Regions from separate parts of the Homo sapiens genome. Here all the other regions are linked to region 2. The links are chromatin contacts, found by Hi-C or POLR2A ChIA-PET in ENCODE. All regions are on one chromosome and are shown on one strand. Each heading gives the region's core, a stretch centred on a gene start or an enhancer-like site at or near the end of the contact. The rest is flanking DNA. Distances are from core to core; before and after follow the strand shown.

What was found. A loop is a pair of places that touch in the nucleus more often than their neighbours do. ChIA-PET counts read pairs that join two places held with the same protein, here RNA polymerase II (POLR2A). Pooled maps may share reads with other maps.
Region 1: a loop to region 2 is called in a map with no recorded cell type, with 9 times the contacts of the local background. The contact joins two enhancer-like sites. A Hi-C loop is called at or near these places in 4 of 37 single-sample maps with no recorded cell type and 10 of 50 pooled maps. POLR2A ChIA-PET finds 5 or more read pairs at or near these places in 3 of 52 experiments (H1, OCI-LY7 and activated CD8-positive, alpha-beta T cell).
Region 3: a loop to region 2 is called in a map of naive thymus-derived CD4-positive, alpha-beta T cell, with 2.9 times the contacts of the local background. The contact joins two enhancer-like sites. A Hi-C loop is called at or near these places in 3 of 168 maps with a recorded cell type or tissue (dorsolateral prefrontal cortex, heart right ventricle and naive thymus-derived CD4-positive, alpha-beta T cell), 1 of 37 single-sample maps with no recorded cell type and 8 of 50 pooled maps. POLR2A ChIA-PET finds 5 or more read pairs at or near these places in 2 of 52 experiments (activated T-cell and activated naive CD4-positive, alpha-beta T cell).

The regions. Positions count from the first base shown.
Region 1 is chr10:62,611,197-62,615,773 of GRCh38, forward strand. No RefSeq gene overlaps it. Among named protein-coding and RNA genes, the nearest start is that of ADO, 190 kb to the right of the region's middle. Within about 2 kb of position 2,860, at least 2 of the 41 ENCODE cell types and tissues checked have a DNase peak (open chromatin) inside an H3K27ac peak, as active enhancers do.
Region 2 is chr10:62,850,687-62,855,305 of GRCh38, forward strand. No RefSeq gene overlaps it. Among named protein-coding and RNA genes, the nearest start is that of EGR2, 37 kb to the left of the region's middle. Within about 2 kb of position 2,830, at least 4 of the 41 ENCODE cell types and tissues checked have a DNase peak (open chromatin) inside an H3K27ac peak, as active enhancers do.
Region 3 is chr10:63,062,375-63,066,625 of GRCh38, forward strand. No RefSeq gene overlaps it. Among named protein-coding and RNA genes, the nearest start is that of NRBF2, 69 kb to the right of the region's middle. Within about 2 kb of position 2,382, at least 3 of the 41 ENCODE cell types and tissues checked have a DNase peak (open chromatin) inside an H3K27ac peak, as active enhancers do.

The DNA of each region.
Region 1 (4,577 bases), core at 1,610-4,109, 240 kb before region 2:
ATGGCCTTGGCCAGGTTTCTAATCTCTCCACCCCTCAGGTTCTGCTTGTAATTTTGGGAAAAGAATAGCACTGAATTTACAGGACTGTTGTAAGGAATAAGTGAAAAATGTGTGCAATGGATTGGATGGGGCCAATACATAATAAGCTCTTAATAAATGGTAGCTTTAAAAAATATAGCTATTGAAGCAAAAATGTTTTCAGACCCTGTCTTATTACGCACAGGTGAGACGCATGCTCTACTTCCTGACTTGGTTCTCCCACACAAGAAAAGTCAAACAATATTCCAGAAGGGAGGAGTTGTGTTTCCAATCCAAATGGAAATATATTGCTTGGGCATGACTCTCCAGGGTGCTTCATTGAAGGGAAGGCGCCCAAGCCATGTGAATGTGAAAAGGAGAAGTTGACACCTCAGTTTACACATCTCAGAGGAATTCACGTGAATGTGTTTTCCCTACAGCAATAATCCTTCCTCCAATCTGTAACCAATATTCATCTACTCATTCAATAGACAGCCATGAAGCAATAACTTAATATGTGCACTAGTATAGTCTGTAGAGATAGAAAGATGAATAGGCCCCAATCCCTGACCTTAAATTAAAGGTTTACAGTCTAGTTGAGGGAGACAGGAAGACAAATGAATAAATAGTCACGATACAGAGCTGGTAAGCACAGGGTGCTGTGAGCATATGTAGAAGGGGCCCCTAACCTGGACTATAAAAAGGGGGTGGTCCAAGCCTTACTAGAAGAGATAATGGGCTGAATTTTAACAGGGAATGTAAATTTGACATTTGAAGTGGAAAGAAAGGATGTTTTAGGCACAAGTTCTTTATGTTTCCCCTCCACAATGCAAGAGAGTTACATTAGATGGTTTCTAAGATGGTTTTCTGGAGAGAGGGGAGTAGGAAGAAGGAGCTTCCCTGCAGTAAATTCTGCTTGTGGAACTCCCATTCCATGTGCACACAGCCATAGGAGAACATAGTATGCTGGGGAGCTGCTAGGTTGTAAGAGCAGGATTTAAAACAAGGGATCAAGCTGGATGGTCACATGGTCATTGGTGTTCAGAAAAATCCATCTGTGTGGAGAAAGGATTGAAGGGGTGGAAGCAAAGAAATAGGTGGGAAGGGCCGGGCACCATGGCTCACACCTGTAATCCCAGCACTTTGGGAGGCTGAGGCGGGTGGATCATGAGGTCAGGAGTTCGAAACCATCCTGGCCAACATGGTGAAACCCCATCTCTACTAAAAATACAAAAATTAGCTGGGTGTGGTGGTGCACGCTTGTAGTCCCAGCTACTTGGGAGGCTGAGGCAGGAGAATCGCTTGACCCCAGGAGGCAGAGGTTGCAGTGAGCCGAGATCGCACCACTGCACTCCAGCCTGGTGACAGAGCGAGACTCCATCTCAGAAAAAAAAAAAAGAAAAAAGAAATGGGTGGGAAGGCAGTTGGTTGGGGAAAATCATGAGGGCGTCAGGGTCAGAGGCAAAGGAGATGCAGAAGCAGGGGGGCGGCTGACTACAAAGGCGTGTAGGAGGTAGAGTTGACAGGACTTGGTGACTTGATTGAGAATGATAGGGAGAAGTCAAGAAGGGCCCCAAGGACCCTAGCTGGGCCCATGGGACCATCTCAGAGCCCTTTCACCTAGCATCTAATGCATATTCCCTTTATGCATATGGAATCTATGATCTTCATTTTTTCCAGAGCAAAACTTACAATCAGCTAGGGGAATCAAGACATGTTATCTTCATGCGTCCTCCATCTTTGTTTCTGGTTTATAGTGGTTCTGCTGTTGTTTCAGAAGGGAGGAAGGACTAGACCCTTGGAGTGACTGCTTGACAACTGAAACCTTCAGAAGGGGAGAGCACCCACCCCTGGAGTGGTGGCAGGCTTTTCCATTCATGACAGATGGGAGCATAAAGCAACAAGATGTTTCTCCACAAACCTTAAAAGTGAACATACCCTTTTGCCCAGAATTTCTACTTTTTTTGGAATTTAGACTACAGAAAAAAATAATTAAAATGTACAAGAATGATCCTAAAGATTTATTTCAGGGATGCTCACTGCAAAGTTGTTTATAATTGTGAAAAGCTGGAAACAAACATGACACACAGAAATAGCACCTGGCCTTAGAGGACCCAAGGCTGGGCCTGACTCCCTAGCTGAGGAGTCTCAATATAGGGTGTGGGACTGGGAAGGAGATGTCCCAAGAATGTAGCGAGGCTCCTAATGTCACGTAGTGACCAACATGTTCTTTTTGAATTGGGGATGGGGCGGGGGGAGATGGTTCAACTGTACACATCAAGAATGGACTCTTTTCCCTTTCTCTTAGCTCCTAAGCATTGCTAAGCTGAGTGGTCGCAGCTGGAATAAGTAAGCTCTGGCTGGAAACTCCCCCGAGGAATCTCTCCTCCCTGCTGTTCTTCCCCACCCCCAGAAAGCTTCGTTTCATGTCTAAAAGCTCAAAGATGTGCTGAGTCATACTGTACAAATAGCAGTGGACTAGGGAATTATAAAATGTCGCTTCCTTTCTTTCTTGGACATTTATTTATTGAGTACCTACTATGTGCCATGCCCTATGCTAAGCCCCAGAGAGAGAATGAAAAATGCAACATAATCCCTACATATGGTAGTTACTTTCTTACCCAATATCAATTCTCCCCTTCTTCCTAACAATCCAAATCCTGATTGTATTTGGAATTTCAATTCATTCAAGTCATCAAATATATCTCCCATTCTCTTTGCCACTAGGGATATCTATCCAGTCCCATTCTGACCAAAGAGAGAGAAGCAAGAGTCACTAAGTGCAGCTTCCAGGAAAGCTCTGTAGAAGGAGCAGGCTTCATTAGTGAATACCTTATTAACTTCCCTTTTTCCAGTCTGGAAGTTGGATATAGAGAAAGAACAGTCATTTTGTGACCACTGGGTGACAAGCATGAAGAAAACAGCCACAAATTAAAGAGAGCTGAGCAGAAATCTACATGGAAACAGGGGCCCTAATGATTAATCATATTATAGAGTTATCACGGCAACCTTGGCTATCTAAAAAAAATTAGTCCCCTAATTTGTCTAAGATATTGATCAACTGGGCTTTTGGTTACTTGCAGCTGAACACAATCCTAACTGCCACTTGACTACCCATGGCCTAGGGGAGTAAACAGATTTCTAAGATATGATGCCTTCCAGGTTGATAAGCAGTTATGTGAACAGAGCACAGAATGGATAGATCTGCTTTGATGGAGGAGAAACAACTGGTCAAAAAGGGTTTCGGAAAGGAAGAGATGCTTGAGTTGGGTCTTGGAGGATGAGTCATTCCCCAGCCACGAAGGAGTAGAAATGGCATCCAGGTTGACAGGACATACACGCAAAGACAAGAGAAGTGAAATAACGTGGCACACTCAATAATGTCGCTGAAATGACTTCATCTGACTGGGAAGAGGATGCTTGTGGGATGAGGTGGGGGATGACATCGAAGAGGGTAGAAGCCAGGTCATAAAAAGACTTGTGGGATCTTGGACAAGTCACAAAGCCAGTTCACCTCCAGTTTCCTCAGCTATAAAGAGAGGGGGTTCACTGAGAGGAGGGGGTAGCTCTGACCAGGGGGCTGCTCTGCAACCATCCCTTGCGGAACACTGGTTGGAGGCTCTGGCTCCTTTGCAAGACCCGGAAGTTTCCACAGGAAGTGCTGTCCTGCCTGGCCCGCCTCCCTTGGTTTCACACTGCATGGTGTAGTCCAAGGACTGCACTGGCATTTCAGTTTGAACACTAAGCGGTGACTCAGAACCAACAGAAGTGTGGACAACTGTTTACTAAGAAGGCAGCCTTTGGTGTGACAAATTAGAGTGGGCTGCTGGATTGTGCAGCACTCATGAGCTAGGCAGCTTGGAAATAGCACATACCATCGCATTGGGCAGTTGATTCATTTCTTGTCCTGTCTTGCCAGGCAGGGCATCACATGCCAACCCAGTCAGACCCACCATCTATATCCAGGCCAGGGGAAGTGTTCTTTTTTTCTTTTTCTTTTTCTGGATGATGCCTTAAGTACTCTGAGATTTGTACCAGCATCCCTTGTTTGTTTTTTAAAATAACTCTATTATCCAGGAATATGACACTTTCTACTATTCATATGTTTAGTTTCCTTAACCTCTTGGAGCCAAAAGATTGCAGTCTATAGAGAGGACCATAAAGTTTTAGAGTCATGAATTAGCTTCTAGATCATCAAGCAATGTCAGCACTTCAATTCGCAGAATATTAAAAACCAACAAATATATATGGATATGCTAGGTATAAGGAAGTGTGATGGGCTAGATACTGTAAGAGAACAGATAACAAGGAGGTGATTCCTGGCCTTAAGCTTAGACTAACCTTTAGAGGCTAGTTTAAGCTTACACTCTAGATTGCGAGGCCAGGAAAGCCACGTGGCAGACAGATCAGGATTTGAACTCTGGCTCTAGGGATGATGACAATGGGTGCAACTTGGACTCATTCTCTTAATCTTTTCCAGTTTCTCTTTACTCATCCACAAAACAGGGATAATAGTACCTGCCTCCCATGGCAGATGTGAGAATTAGAGATCATGTGTG
Region 2 (4,619 bases), core at 1,580-4,079:
ATAAAGTAAAAACAAATATGGAGTCGACCTTTTCCAAGTTTTGACTGTTCAAGGGATAGTCTGGGGTGACCTTAGCTATGACAAAAAAGAAAACCAGAACTTTTAGGGGCTTTTGAGATCCTGAAAGATCAAATGAGGAAATAGCTTTTTAACACACAGGACAGGAAACTTGTTGACTACCAGGCTATTTGGGGACAGACTTTCGGTAGAGATAACACCCAGATTTTCCTGGCTGCATCACTTCCTGGTTAATCTCATGGCATCTAATTCTTTGACCAGATTGTTCTTGCCAAGGCAAGGCTGAGACTTTAGACAACTCCCTTTGTCCTAGGGAAGAAGCAATTCCAACTGCAGCAATTCTTTTATGCCTTTATTCTCTGGGGAAGTGTAGAGACTGGTTCTCTCAGAAAAACCAACTAACCAACCAACTAAAAACAACAACAACAACAAAACCCATCCCTTAGGGGTATCTGATGATGTAAAGGTCATTGTTGCATTTTTCCCCCCAAACTCAAGCCATAGGGGAGTCAGGTATGGCAGAGCAAGAGAAACAAACCATTCAGTGGTACTAGGCCACAGCTGGTAGTTTATTATTACTTCACTGTCAAAGACACCCTTACATTGTCGATGAAGTATGTCATTCACCCTCAGAATATGCATAAGGAGAGAACGTTGCAAGCATTTGGCAAACAGAAAATTCCTCCCTTCTTCCTTCTCTCCCTCTGCCCCTTCCCTTCCTCCTTTCTTAAGAAGTCCTCACTAAGAGGTTGCTATTCCAGGCAGAGATACACAAACACCAGGTCTCTGACCTACAGAAGCTCCCCCTCTAGCAGATACAAATAACTCTATGACAGGGCAACAGATGCCAGGAAAGAGATGGGTGCAGAGTGCCTGGGAAGCACAGAGGACAAGAACATGAATTCTACCCAAGGAAGGCGCATCGACAAGTGCTTCCCATAGGAGGTGCTGTTTGAACTGTGTTTTAAAGTTAGGAGGCAGAGTTTGCCAGGCAGAAAAGAAATCAAAGCCACTTGATTTAAGTGGCTTATGCAGAAAGAAACCATTGAAATTGAGCTTTCTGTAGAGTGAGTCCATGGAGGATTGAAACAACTGGTCAACAAGGAAAGAAGTCAGCCAGAATGATTATTTGACCTTGGACAGATCAAAAAGGAAAATTGTTGGACTGACTTTTTTTTTTTTTTGCATATGTTGACAGATGGAGTCAAGTAGAATGGAAAAGTGATTTGGATAATGCAGTCAAACTCCAAATGATTCTTTTGGTCCTACCAACAGAACAATCAAGTTGTGAGATCTGTCTCCTGCCTTGTGTTTCCTATATGACATGTCTTCAGGAAGACAGTGGCCAGAGGATGGGCTCCAGGAACATGAGGTCTTCGGGTCTAGACACCAGTTGCTGAGTCCAGGAATGTTAGGGGTACCAGAACCTCATCACTTTCTCTATGAAACATATTCCAAGACCCAGGAGGAAGGGACCCTGAGTACATGAATTGTTTCTCCAAATAGGCAGAGAGCTCAAGAGAGAAGAGGTTGTCATTTAGTCTGATTATTTAGGGGATCATAGCAATTGAAAGGCAGAAATGACCTCAAATGCCATTCTAATCTGAGTTTTCATTTTACTCAGAGGAACCTGAGTCCCAGACACTTGCATGAGGTCCCATGAAGTCAGTGACAGAGATGAGACTAGAACAAAGTTATTTTCAGTTCTGAGGCACAGCTCTATTCAAGAAACTTCGCTTTACATTCTACCTCATGACTTTACTGCTATTCCTTTTTTTTTTTTTTTTTTTTTTTTGAGACAGAGTCTAGCTCTGTCACCCAGGCGCTGCAGTGCAGTGACACGATCTTGGCTCACTGCAACCTCCATCTCCTGGGTTCAAGTGCTTCTCCTGCCTCAGCCTCCTGAGTAGCTGGGATTACAGGTGTCCACCACTGTGCCCGGCAAATTTTTGTATTTTTAGTAGAGATGGGGTTTTGCCGTGTTGGCCAGGTTGGTCTCAAACTCCTGACCTCAGGTGATCCACCTGCCTTGGCCTCCCAAAATGCTGGGATTACAGGCGTGAGACACCGCACCCGGCCTGATATTCCATTTTCATGAGGAAAAGGAAGCAAGTGGGAATGAATTAAGATGAAACACCAGTATGTAGAGATGATATTCCAGTGAAGTCAGGATTTAAGGTGAAAACTCTGCCTGGTCAGGTTGATTCTTGGCAATATCTCAACTAGACACCATGCTGGAGACCAGCAGGGGCCCCCTCTCTGAGACAAATGCAACCAGCTTTCCTATCCAGTGTTGGGAAAATGCACTGCTTCTTTAGTTGAGCACAAAGTATTTGGCTTATACCTAGGGGCTGTGCTGGATAAAAAACACATATCTCATAAAATCACACCCAGGGTGGGTTGACTTCAGCTCTTGCAGGATTGAAAGCAGCAACCTCAGTTCCTCTGACCACACAGGAACCACAGTGCCCTCCTGCCCCTCTAGACAGTTCCACATTTTGCCTCAGTCAAATTTCACCTTTGCAAGATTTCCTGCAGAACCTCCCTAGAGTCAGTCTTTCCCCTCTCTGTGGCCTCATTACCCATAGTTTTAGATTCTGTTTCTAGTACTTCATCAAAGTATTTTAAAATATTTCCACATAATCAGAGCACTTAGAGTCATGTATATTTCCTTCTTTTTTGTCAAATATAGATCTTTATATTTTACAGCTTTATTGAGGTATAATTGACCAAAAAACTGTATAAATTTAAGCTGTGCATGTGACGTTTTGATGTACGTTGTGAAACAGTCACCACAATCAAGCTAATTAACACATCCGTCACTTCACATAGTCATCCTTGTGTGTGTTTGTGGAGAACACTTAAGATCGGTTCACTTAGCAAATTTCAAGTCTATAATACAGCGTTATTAACTATAGTCACCCTGCTGTACATTTGATCTTCAGAACTTTTCAGAGTCCTTTGTATTTCTAAAGCAGCCTTTGAATTTGGGAACGGAATAGAAACAGCATTGGACAGTAGTCAGAAGACTTGGATTCGAATGTGTATGGTTAGGGCCCAGATAAGAAACAGATGACATATTCAATGGAAACTAGTAAGTAAAAAGGGACTATGTAGCAAGGCATGAGCCAGGTTCAGCAGGCTGGAGTTAGCAACAACGGAAGCCTGGTCACTCCTGGGGTGAAAGGAACCACAGGATGGAGCTGCGGCTTTGGGTCGAAAAATGCAACCGCTACTGAATCACATCCCAGAAGGGAAGCTGTTGATGGAGTAAATACCCCAGCCTTGCCCTCTACTCATCCTCCAATCTCTTGCCTTTGCCTCCCACCCAGAAGGCTAGAGAACCTGATCCATGTAGTTTACAGAGCTGGCTGGCAAAGGGAGCCAGGCCAATAAAGATGATCCAGCACAGGCTGCAGCTGAATCACTTCAGACAAACCTCTCCACTCTCTGATCCTCAGGATTTGTATTAGTAAAAACAAGTGGGTTGATCATCAGGAAGTGTCTCTGCTGCCTTCCTGCCTAACGTCCAATGACGCTATGACTGTAGGTAAAATAATGCACACATATTGATTTTTTAGATTTCCAGGGGCAGATATTCTCAATAAACCAGGACATAACTGCTGCTGTTAAAATGCTTCTTGAAACAGAATATGTGGAAATAGAAAGTCATGTCTTTATAACATAATTCAATGCTTAATACATTTCTGAGAAAAACAAGCTAGTCATTATTCTTTACTTTAAAAAAAAGTTACTTTTTTCAGCCTTGTTTATGCAACATCCCAATGTATGTCTTGAAAAATTATTCAATTCTTTTTTTTTTTTTTTTTTTTTTTGATGGAGTCTCGCTCTGTCGCCAGGCTGGAGTGCAGTAGCACAATCTCGGCTCACTGCAAGCTCCACCTCCCGGGTTCAAGCAATTCTCCTGCCTCAGCCTCCTGAGTAGCTGGGACTACAGGGGCACACCACCACACCCAGTTAATTTTTGTAGTTTTAGTAGAGATTGGGTTTCACCATGTTGCCCAGGATGAGCTCAATCTCTTGACCACATGATCTGCCCACCTCAGCCTCCCATAGTGCTGGGATTACAGGCGTGAACCACCTTGCCTAGCCTATTCAATTCTTTTTTATGCCTAGGCCTTTGTTTAGACCCTTGGTCTCGAAATGACCTAGTCATCTTATCTAACCTATGTGGGGCTTCTTTTAATCATTTGTAATTTGAAAAAAGACAAAAGTCACCTGTCAAAGCATTCTTTGGTGCTGTGTGGGTCGGGAGGCACCCATTTCCAAATTCAGTAAGCAGGAACCCTCAAAGGTGGTGGAACTCTAAGAGGAATCTTAAGAAACCTTGGTGTCTCCCAACCAAGGGTCCCTCATTAGTAGCCTAGCTCTGGAAAGATGGGGACTGACCATCACAATTTTTCAGGTTTGTTTCTCTCTTACAACCAGTCTTCACAGAGCATGTTCTAGGCACCAGGAAATAGCAGTGAACAAGACAAGGTCACTGTTTCTAAAAGCAAAAGAATTATGATCTGGAATCATATAAATATGAAACATAAATATGTAAGTTATATTTATATAATGATAATTGTAAGCACAAT
Region 3 (4,251 bases), core at 1,132-3,631, 210 kb after region 2:
GGGTGGCTGAGGCAGGATAATCGCTTGAACCCAGGAGGCAGAGGTTGTAGTAAGCTGAGATCGCAGCACTGCACTCCAGCCTGGGCAACAGAGTGAGACTCCATCTCAAAGAAAAAAGAAAAGAAAAAGAAAAAAAGAAAAAAATTAGAACACACAGTCCATAGAGAAACCAGAAGTCCAAGACTGTCTAAGGAAAAGGCAAAAAGAAATACACAGATGCAAGAAGGAAAAATGGGGGCAATTCTGAAGCTAATCCTGTGTTCTTTTTTGTTGTTGTTGTTGTTGAGACAGAGCCTTGCTCAGTTGCCCAGGCTGGAGTGCAGGGTGTGATCTTGACTCACTGGGACCTCCACCTCCCAGGTTCAAGGGATTCTCCTGCCTCAGCCTCCTGAGTAGCTGGGATTACAGGCGTGCGCCACCACACCCAACTAATTTTTGTATTCTTGGTAGAGGTGGGGTTTTGCCATGTTGGCCAGGCTGGTCTTGAACTCCTGACCTCAGGTGATCCATCTGCCTCAGCCTCCCAAAGTGCTGGGATTACAGGCGTGAGCCACCACATCTGGACATAATCCTGTGTTCTTTAGATCTACACAGTGTATTAATTTTATGTGCAGTCTGGCTTGTTTCTCTTGGTCATAGGCAAGCTTTTAAAAGGGCTTGTCTGCGTAAGACAAAAATAATATGGAAGTAATCGGGGCAGTGCAAAGCATCTGTATGGGTTCAACAAAATCACTGGGGCCAGGTGTTTTCCTGAATGTGAAGTTTTTCAGACTTTGTACTTTGCACTACATAACATTCCCAGCAGAGCCTGGGAAAAAATAAAAACAGCCTAAAATCATAATCGAAGGCACTAATATTCTGCAGCAAAGCCTGTGAATAGGCAGCCACACTGAGTGGGGAAAATAAGGAATCTAAATAGCCTCGCATCCATTTGGGACAGGTATTGCGGCCAAATTAGTTCCGGTAAAGTCAGGTTTTGTCACCAAATGAGTTACAAAAGTATCTTTTGACTTTCAGTGCTTTGGGAATTTCAGGATTACAGTTTAAGAGAGTGTACACATCTTTTCCAACTCCTCCGTCTCCTGTTAGGGGTGTTCAATCTTCTTCAGCCAGGCAGTCCTCACACATTTCTTCTTCTCTTTTTAAAATAAACCTCTTATCTTTTTTCAGTTATGCTAAGGTGTAAATGACTAACAGCCAGCTCAGGTATACTTGCATTTTTAACAGAGGTAACAACTACATCCTGAATGGAATTTGGGACATTAACCAATCATTAATTTGATCTAGGAATTTAACATCCAGCTAGATGCTAATTAAGAAAGAAAAGATTAAGTGGTTCAATTCAATTAAATAAATTGTAGCTAATCGAAAAAAGTTGTTCCCTGCCTTTGGCTTAATTGACTTTGAAGTAGCCTACAGTTTTAAAAGTGCTTTTGCAATCATTATCTCATTCCTTGTACATTAACCTCTAGTTTTTTGGGGAGGGGCTTGTTGTCTTTTCTTTGAGGAAAATCAGGTTCAAAGGAGTGACTCATCCAAGGTCATGGAGTTGAAAAGAGGCAGAACCAGAAATCAGACCCAAAATTTGGCTAAAATTAAATCCTTTCTGTAAAACATTGGTTAGAAAATAAGGCAACAGTGTTTGTTTCCTCCCAGTTGGTGAAATGCAAATGTGAACTTAGATGATGATGATTCACTGTGGAAGCAGTAAAAGACATAAGAGAGAAAATGTATGTGTTCTTTTTCAGAGTGATCCCACTTTGTCTCATGATAGCTAATAGACCAGCTTTGAAGCAAATGTTCCTTGAGGTGTTGTTACCATCTCCATAATTTCTACTAGTGACAATAAAATCCTGGACTCTGAATCCCCAGACGAAATTTGCTTGGGTCATATTTATTTTAACCATCTGACATAGGAAGCTTAAACTGTTATGGAGGTGGCCAGAGATCATTTCCACAAACATGCATGTATTGCACACACTGCCAAGCTAACAGTAGGTGCTCAATAAATGTTAACTGAATGAATGCATCCCCTGTGATGACAACATTCCCTTTTGTCATTTTGACTAAGACAGTGGCTCCCTTCCCTCTATTGCTTGAGTAGATACAACATTCCCTAAAACAAATGCCTGAATCGAAGCCTAGGAGTAAGGTTAATTTGCTTTAAGGAATGAATCTGGGAGTTGCTTCCAAAAATAATGCCACAGTCTCTATAGGAAAAGCTTCAAGATAAATATAGAGTGTACACAAGCAAAATGGAAGCTAAAGCACATCGTCTGTTTCTCCTCTCTAGGAAGTTCCTTGTCACTCGTATTTCACTTTCTCCAAGAGGAAGTCTCCCGTGATTACACCAGTTGTATTCTTGTTTTATGCCTAGTGGGATGTACTGTAGTAAAATTCTGCTGGGATGCGTACCTCATTTTTGGCAACCATACTCCTTTTTATGTTTTACTTAACAAAAGGTGTTCATGAATCAGCTCAAAATCTCAGTTCATATTTAGATGACGCATTTTCTTCAACTGAACAACAGTCCACAGTTACAAATGCCAAACAGGAAGGGCACATCTGCGAAAAACAAGCCTCTTAAGCTGGAAGAATGAATAATGATGATGTGTGGGCTGTGCTTTCTACACAGCAAACTCTGGGAAGACCTTTCTGTGAACAGCTATCTGATAACAATTGAAGAGGCTTTGTGCTCCCACCCACCTCCCACTCTCTTTTGTATCAGTAACTCCGCAGGAGAAAAGGAGATTGGTGGTAAAGATTCCTTGGTCATTAGAAACTCAGGTATCTATTCAGAATCACAGAATCTCCAGGTATTCTTTTCTTCATCACTTATAGTTTTGAGTGTAGAGTAAATCTTTGAGTGTTTTCTTTGGGGATATGAAAGTTGTTTCTACTTTGAGTCTTAAATCCCCAGTAGAAGCTTCTAGATAATGAACCAGCTACTTAAATAAAATACTGGTTCAATTAGGATTTAATTAAAGTTTATGGTTATAAAACAATTCCATTTTCATTATAGAAATTATATGTGGAGTTTCCCATTTTTATTTTGCATAAATTTCTGTCATTCTAGAAAATGTATAAATTTGCTTCTAATTTGAATAATCTGTGTGTGCGTCTTTGTGTGTGCTTATGTGTGTGTGCGTTTAACAAAATGAGCTTACTGTTCAGTAAAATAATAAAATTTGAGTTTGGCTAAGCAGTCAGCGAATTAGCATGCTTTTTTGCCATCTTTGATTCATGGTAACATTTATAACTAACTTTCTTTAGTTTATAGATCCTTCTCTGTTACTGTCATATAATTGCCATAATAATAAAACCCCTCCTTCCCATATGGAATTCCATTAACAGTTTGGCTACTCTGATTATTGCTACTGTTTCATCCATCATGAGAAGAGTTTGCTACTGAGGAAGATGCTAACAGTATTAACCCTGGAACCTCCCACCTCCTCCCCCCATCCCCAAACTCAATTAAACCAGCATCACACCAAGACACACACAAAAAAGATGCCGCCTATTTACATAACACAATGATCAAGTAATAAATCAACATTAATCATGAATGTTGCAACAAGTCACTGAAAATGATGTTTGACCTCACCATGGACTGGACTCATCCATCCATAAACAGCATTTATTTCCAACTGGGAGCAACTTCCCACACCCAAGAACAGGGTCAAGCATTTCGGATACATATGACAGGCAGGTTTGATCTTTCCTTCCGGGTATCACTTTCCTTTTGTCCTAACTTCATTACCTTCAAATCCTGCAACAATCTTATCATAGAAATTATTCCATTTCCAACACCCTGAGTCCAATTGCCCGTTTTCTTCAAATCCCTTCTTAATGTCTACTTTCTTATGATGCTTTCCCCACTAATATGAATATAGCTTCAAAGTACGGTATACCTAGGCTTCCTGATTCAGTCTACAATATTATGTTTGAAAATTTATGGGAAAAATTGAAGCTAATTATTTTTGGTTAGTTCTGGGGAGTGTTTGACAAGAAGATATAATTCTCCAAGGCATGGTTCAGGCATTTGTTACAGTAGGAGCCACCTGTGCATCACCCCGACCCGTTCTCCCCATCCTTGTCTTCTCCTATAAGCCTCCAGTTAGAAAACCACTCCTCTCCATGGCAGGTCAAACATCAACAGCCTTACCCTTGGGCTTGGAGTGAAGTCATAGTTCAGCATGCAGCACCCTGAGGCAATCTTGACATCTCTATCACACCACACTTTTTAGTACA